Regions from separate parts of the Homo sapiens genome. Here region 2 is linked to region 1. The links are chromatin contacts, found by Hi-C or POLR2A ChIA-PET in ENCODE. All regions are on one chromosome and are shown on one strand. The core of a region is the stretch at or near the end of the contact, and the rest is flanking DNA. Distances in the headings are between cores, read along the strand shown.

Region 1 (3,931 bases), core at 769-3,268:
CCTAGTGCTGGAAGGGGACTTGGTGAAATTGATTTGGCAAAAAGGTTAATGTGTTGTTATGGCTGCCAGTTGGCCGATTGAAGCGCTAGTAATTGGGGCAAGGGAAGCATTCAATTTGACACACCAAATGCAGGTCCACCCTGGTGGATATCTTGGTTGCAGCACTCTGTGTGTGTACGTGTGTGCATGAGCGTGTCTTAGAGATGCTTTTGCTCCTCTTATAACTCCTATGATAAAAAGAGTTGCCATTATCATCCTTTGTCTACTCACCAGCCCCCACCAGAAACCCTCACAGAAAAAATAAGAGTTTATTTTTTCACTATGTCACATTGTTGGAGAACTGTGCAAATACAAGCCCTTCTCTTACAGGCCATGGGTCTCCTAAGTGGGATACACCACGATGATCCACTGGGGCAGTGGCCAGCAAAGTCCCTGTCCAGCCAGCCACTCGTTTTTATCAATAAATTTTTACTGAAACACAGTCATGCCTGTTAGGTTAGGAACTGCCTAGCGCCACTTCACACTGCAGTAGGAGAGTGAGTAGTTGTGACAGAGACCATTTATCCCACAAAGCCTAGAATCTTTATTATAATCCTGTAACAGAAAGCATTTACTGACTCCTTAGCATTGCCATGTTTAGCAAATAAAATTGCAGGATGCTGGTCAGGCGCGGTGGCTCACGCCTGTAATCCCAGCATTTTGGGAGGCCAAGGTGGGCAGATTACTTGAGGTCAGGAGATCGAGATCAGCCGGGCCAACCTGGTGAGATCCCATCTCTACTAATAATACAAAAAATAGCTGGCGTGGTGGCGCATGTCTGTAATTACAGTTACTCGGGAGGCTGAGGCAGGAGAATCACTTGAACCTGGGAGGCAGAGGTTGAAGTGACCCAAGATCACCACTGCACCCCAGCCTGGGCGACAGAGTGAGACTGTGTCTCAAAAACAAAATATCTGGCTGGGCACAGTGGCTCATGCCTGTAATCCCAGCACTTTGGGAGGCTGAGGTGGGTGGATCACTTGAGGTCAGGAGTTCAAGACCAGGCTGGCCAACATGGCAAAACCCTGTCTATACTAAAAATACAGAAATCAGTGGGGCATGGGGCGGGTGCTCTGTAGTCTCAGCTACTCAGGAGGCTGAGGCAGGAGAATTGCTTGAATCCAGGAGACGGAGGTTGCAGTGAGTTGAGACTGTGCCACTACACTCCAGCCTGGGCGGCAGAGTGAGACGCTGTCTCAAATAAATACATACATACAACATAAAGTAAGATGTTAAAGTAAATTTTAATTTTAGATAAACAATGGATAATTTTTTAGCAAAAGGATGTTCCACATTTAACTGGACATTATCTCTGTCTCTCTCCCTCCTTACCTGCCTCCTATCCTCTCTTCCCACCCCCTACGATGTCTATGTATAGTTTCAACCTGGCAACCCTGTGACCTCAGCACTAGGATATGGATAGAAAACATAGTAGCCCCTATTTACCTTTATCTTTTATCTCAACCCATTTAAATGTCTTTTCCTTGCAATGTTTTGTAATATTACATGTAGATTGTACATCGTTTGTCGATAAATCAGTGTACAAATACTAGGGGTGAGTGTGCTCAAAACTTATTTTTACTGATAATAGTCCATGATCAAGGCAGTTTGGAGACCACTCAGGACAGGGAAAACGCAGACTCATGTGACCCATCAGGGCTTCAGGGTGTCCTCTGGTGAAGGGCAGCAGCAGGACAGAGCCCCACTTCTAGCTCTGGCTCAGGTTAAGTGTTTCAGCGCCCTGGCTTCTGTGTCTTCATGTGCAAATGGAGATAATAGTCAGCACCTATGCAGGTTACTGTGAAAACAGGTTGGAAGTATTTATCTACAGCGTGGACCAGAGCCTCTGGTATGTACTAGGTGCCCTAGAAATGTTCTTTCCTCTGACTCAAATGACAAATCAGTTTCTAGGGAAAGGAACGCACAGCGATCCCCAGCGCATCACGAGAAATCTCTCTCCAGCTTTGCCCTGGCTGCGCTGGTGACTCACTCGGGGCTAAAACTGTTTATGTCTGCGGAGTCAGAGCGTTCTGCCCTGCGGTTTCAGTTCACATGGGGTTGGGCGACACAGTTTTGTTTTCACTTTGGTTTATCGTGTGAGTTTCCATCCATCAACTCTTTTGTATCTGATGTTCTTGGGAAACTTTGCGGGAATTCACTTGAAATTGTCCAGTGAACAGCCATTGCGAGTCTCATGGTCAGAGCCGGGGGCTTCCCAGTGTAGGGTCTGGTCAAGGAAAGGGCCACTTCCTGGGCCTCCCAAAAAGAGGAAGGAGAAGGCCCTGGCTTGTGGAAGAGTAAGAGGGGCCTCGTTAATGTCTCCCAAGCACAGTACCCCAACTCCCCACATACAGTCCCAACCCTTACTGCAGCCGGGAGGTTAGGTGTCTGCCGTGCTCATGAACAGGAAGTGAACCCGATCAGCCCCCGAAGGAAACATCCGTCTCTCTCCTTGGAGGAGACACTTGAGTGTCTTTCTCTGTGTGCTGCAGCCGTTATTGATATCAGTTCCCAGGCAAGGTTCATGCTGGCAGAGGAGGCCACTCTTTCTGCACTGGAGAGCAAAAGCCATCTTATCTCTCTGAGTGCAAGGTGACAGTGAGGAGATTGGCCCTGTGTATCCCTCAGAGACCAGTATTCCCTCATTTGCCAATCTAGAAAGAAGACTGTGTTTGCTGTCATTTGTTTCTTAACTCATTGATTCTCAAACAGAATCTTCCCAGGGATCTGCTTCATGCTGTATTTTGTACTGTGTCCTGAGATGATGAGGATTCGGTGTCTACCCTCAAGAAGCATCATTTAGAGAAGAAATTAGAAAAGTAAGTGAGGCAGGAGAACAGGATCTGGAGGCAGGGAATCTAAGGCTGATTCACGTTGACTTTGTATAATTAAATCAAAAGGAAAACACCAACTTTCCACAACTAAGTTATAAAAGGACCAGAGGCTACTCCCTCTGCAACCCCTCCCCACTTTTCTGAGTTGCAGATGGAAAATTGAAAGTACCCCTGATTGGTTGCTTTCCACGACCATTCAGCCGTTTGCATAGGAGCTGTAACTTTGTAACTTCGCTTCACCCTCTGATTGGTTGCTTTTCACAACCTATCAGACATTTGCATAGGAGTGTAACTTCTTTCCACAACCAATCTGACTGATTGTGGGCCATTACTTCATTTCCATGAGGTGTACACCAAGTGGCCAATGGGAGACCTCTATAGGGTATTTAAACCCCAGAAAATTCTTTAACCAGGCTCTTGAGCCTCTATGCTTGGGCTGCTCCCACCGTTTGGAGTGTACTTTCCTTTTCAGTAAATCTCTACTTTTGTTGTTTCATTCTTTCCTTGCTTTGTTTATGCGTTTTGTCCAATTCTTTATTCAAAACGCCAAGAACCTGGACGCCCTCCTCCAGTAACATAATGAATGTCTGGATGTGGTATGAAGAGTATTGGGGTACACCACAGCAGCGTGTGCTCTGAGAACACAGTAAACAGGCATTTGATACAGATCAGAAGGTCCGTAAAGGTGGTATTTGAACTAAGTTTTGAGAGCTGGGTAAGAGTTTGTGAAAAGACAGGGCTTAAGGAAGGATATAGTAAGCTGAAGGCACAGGACTTTAGAAACACATAGGCTATAACTGCAAGGTGTGTCTCAGAAGGTACATGTGACGTTTCATTTTTATTTGTTTGCTTTTTTATAGTGACTGCATGATCATTATATGCAGAAGACGCTTGAAGGGGCCAGATTAGGAAGGGCCCATGGTCCACACTGCTTTTTTTTTTTTTTTTTTTTTTTTTTTGAAACGGAGTATCTGTCTCTCACCCAGGCTGGAGTGCAGTGGCACAGTCTTGGCTCATTGCAACATCTGCCTCCTGGGTTCAAGCAATTTTCTTGCCTC
Region 2 (3,438 bases), core at 541-3,040, 540 kb after region 1:
TCAGAGTCCCCTAGGTGTGGGGAGCAGGGAAGGCTTGTGCAAAACGCAAGCTCCTGACTCCTCTCTAGAACCGCTGACTCTGAATTTCTGGGAGTGGGACTCTGGATGTTGCTTTTATAGGAAGTTTACCATGGTGATTCTGGTGGCCTCCAGGGGTGGGGAATCCATTACTCAGAAACCACCCTGAAATCCTGAAAGTGTGCTGCTCAGGAGCTGGATTCCGCAAGGCCAGAGGGCACCGCAGGACTCACCACCAAATGAGGGCACTGACGTCCTGCAGGAAGGCGGGAGGTGACTTCCCCAACGTGACCAGCGCACACTGAGGTCTGCACTGCCATTCTTTCCAGGAGCAATTCTGGTGCTCACAGAAGGGACCACTGTTCCTAAGGGCAGTGTGGCAAATTATTCCCACTGCACAACTGGCTGAGCCAAAGGGGCACCATCTCTGCCCCCATATTTAGGGACGATGACTCAGTACAGTTTGGGTTCTACAGCACGACAGTGTGTGTTTAAACCCTGGCCCTACCTCCCACTGGCTACTTCAGTTTACAGAGGAAATGATAACAGTTCCTACCTAATAAGTTTATTGAGAGATCAAATAAGATCAATATTGATAGGCATCTGGGTGATATGGGCCAACTAGTCAGCCCTTAATAAGCAGTAGCTAGCTGGTTTTTCTTTTAAAATACTTTTAAAATACTTTTTAAATACTTTTTTGTTTAAAAACCGTTTAGAATTTACAGCATTCCAAAGACTCTCCCCAGAAAGTCTATCTAGGTGAACAGGCAAGTTTGGTTTGGAAAATGAGGTGATGATGCAAAGTGAAGCCTACAGAAACTATGGAACCTTCTTAGAAAAGTCCTCTGTACTATCCTCTGCTAGAGAAGGAAGCTGAGGTCACCTGATATTGAAAAGTTGGCCCCACCATCAAGTAGCAGATAGTTTCATAGCATAAATTCACTGCCAACTACTTAGTGGGTTCTTGATACATTTGGCAGTATGCTGTTTCTCATCTTCACTCACACATTTATTTGCCACACCATTATCCTTGCATGCACACGTGTATATGTGCATGCACACTTGAACAATAATACTTCTTTCACTCACTTTTTTCAGCATAGGCAAAGACACATCTATTGAAATATCTATCCAGGCATACATACTGGTGCCTCACATAGATACAGAACTTGCTCAGAGCTACCCACAGACATTCCCACGCATCTTTAACAGGTGAAACAACCCAGACAGAGGCAAATGCCCACACGTCCACCCGTTCTCACATGGCCGTATCCACAGGCTCCCACACAACCCAGGACACAGCTTTGTGTGCCTCTGCACAAACACCCTCGTAGAGACACAACTGCACAAATGCACTCAACATGCCTCTTCCCCGCCTCCTCCCACACAAACGTATCGACGAGTTCTTGGAGTATGGCACAGACCTGACTCTCTGGCAAAAAACCAAAAAACAAACAGACAAAAAAACCCTTTGGAAACCCATTAAAAACCGAAGCCAGAAGTGAGCGTCCCCTTCGCGTTATGTCAGCAGGCTGCTGACTGTGGGAGCAGGGAGCATGAACACAAACGAACATTCCAGAATCAGCTTTGTTGTCCTCCACGTACTCTGCCTTCCTTTTTTTTTTTTTTTTTTCCTTCAGCAACAACAGAAATCTGTGAAATGACTGAGGGTGGTTAATTAAGCATTGCAGCCCATATTCCACTGCAGTTTCAATTGGATATGGTGTTCTCTTTCACTTCCTGTTATGCAGGATTGCGGCAGGCTGTTAGACACCTGCCACGCTCCCAGCCCAGCTGCTGTTCAGCTAGGGGCAGAGAGGAAGCACTCCCGGGCCCTCGGCCTTGAGAGGGTCTCATTCTGCAAACCAGCCCCTTCCCGGTGAGGCGGGGGCTGGCGGGGGAGGCACAGCTGATGTGAGTCCACACTGGAAGCTTGAGGACCAGCAGCTGGCGGTAAAGACCTTAGTCCATTGTGAGGGTTGTGGCAGGAGGCCAAGTGTTTTCCCCCAAACCCCCAAACCCTGAGTCCTGCCATGACCCACGTGTAATTAAAGCTGGAGTGTCTACGCAGGCCGGAAATCAGATGTTATTTTTTGGTTTGCCTGGATCCCTTAGCGTCAGGAATCAGACTGCATGCAGAAACATCCACTTGTTTGTTGAGCCATTTATTTGCTCATTCATTCATCCACTCATTCTTTCATTCACTCATTCATTTATTCACTCATTCATTCATTCACTCATTCTTTCATTCACTCATTCATTTATTCACCCATTCATTCACTCACTCATTCTTTCATTCACTCACTCATTCATTTATTCATCACCTTGGGAGAACCTCCTATGGGTTAGCTTCTCTGTGTTAGGCAGTCACCAAACAGACAAGGCACATTTTAATTTTAATAAAGCTAGCTAACCCTCCTCATCGTAGCTCCGATTTATTGAGAACCCATTATGTGCCAAACAACATGTGCCATACCAGTGAGCTCCAGCACCCTTTATTTAACAAAACTACTCCCAGTTCCTTGGGGATATTTTTCACTGCTTGTAATTACTCTGTTTTTATCAGAAAACAGAGAGGAAGGCATTGGAGGGAGGGCAGAGGGAGGGTGAAGGGGAAGCAGGGGAGGAGTGGACTCCAGGCTTCTTCAAGGAGATGATGACAGTGATGGATTAATGATGCTCACAAGTTCTTTGATGCTTCTGCCATCAAGAGGTGGGGTGTGTATCTCCTCCCCTTGAGCCTGGGCTGACCTGCTTTGACTAATAGTGTACAGTGAAAGTCACACCATCGCCATTTCTGATATTTCAAGGCAGTTTCTATTTCCTTTCTCTTGGAGATCTGAGTTGCTACATCCTAAGCCGGTTACATAAGAATCCCGAGGCTGCCATGCTGTGAGGAGGTCCAAGCTGCTACGTGGGGAGGCCATGTGGACAGAGAGTGAGCTGCCTATTCAGCCCCCAGCCCTTGGGAGTCATCACAGTTTAGCTCCATACATCACTGAACAAAGCAAAGTCACCTCTGCTGAGCCCTGTGTGAATTCCTGACACGTGAAATTTTGAGATACAGTAATAATCAATTATTTTAAACCATTAAGTTTTGGGAAGGTGTTGTTATATAGAAATAGATAATAAGCTTATTGACTGAGTAGTGGAATCTTACAGGTGAGTGAATTAGGTAAACATGAGGAAAGGAAGGACATTCCAGGTGGAAGAGAATAAGCAGTGTGTTGTTTGTTTGTTTTTTGAGATAGGGTCTCGCTGTGTCACCCAGGCTGGAGTATAGTGGTGCCATCTCAGCTCACTGCAACCTCCTCCTCCCAGGTTCAAGCAATTCTCCTGCCTCAGCCTCCTGAGTAGCTGGGATCACAGGCACGCACCACCATGCCCAGCTAATTTTTCTATTTTTAGTAGAGATGGGGT

The links. A loop is a pair of places that touch in the nucleus more often than their neighbours do. ChIA-PET counts read pairs that join two places held with the same protein, here RNA polymerase II (POLR2A). Pooled maps may share reads with other maps.
Region 2: a loop to region 1 is called in a map with no recorded cell type, with 8 times the contacts of the local background. The contact joins two enhancer-like sites. A Hi-C loop is called at or near these places in 1 of 168 maps with a recorded cell type or tissue (CD4-positive, alpha-beta memory T cell), 2 of 37 single-sample maps with no recorded cell type and 6 of 50 pooled maps. POLR2A ChIA-PET finds 5 or more read pairs at or near these places in 1 of 52 experiments (OCI-LY7).

What each region holds. Positions count from the first base shown.
Region 1 is chr16:78,740,618-78,744,548 of GRCh38, forward strand. All of the region lies in intron 8 of WWOX (WW domain containing oxidoreductase), which reads left to right. Among named protein-coding and RNA genes, the nearest start is that of WWOX-AS2, 240 kb to the left of the region's middle. RefSeq lists an enhancer at 2,149-2,408. Within about 2 kb of position 2,019, at least 12 of the 41 ENCODE cell types and tissues checked have a DNase peak (open chromatin) inside an H3K27ac peak, as active enhancers do.
Region 2 is chr16:79,285,486-79,288,923 of GRCh38, forward strand. It overlaps a transcript of MAF not described here. Among named protein-coding and RNA genes, the nearest start is that of MAF, 310 kb to the right of the region's middle. RefSeq lists an enhancer at 1,903-2,403. Within about 2 kb of position 1,791, at least 12 of the 41 ENCODE cell types and tissues checked have a DNase peak (open chromatin) inside an H3K27ac peak, as active enhancers do.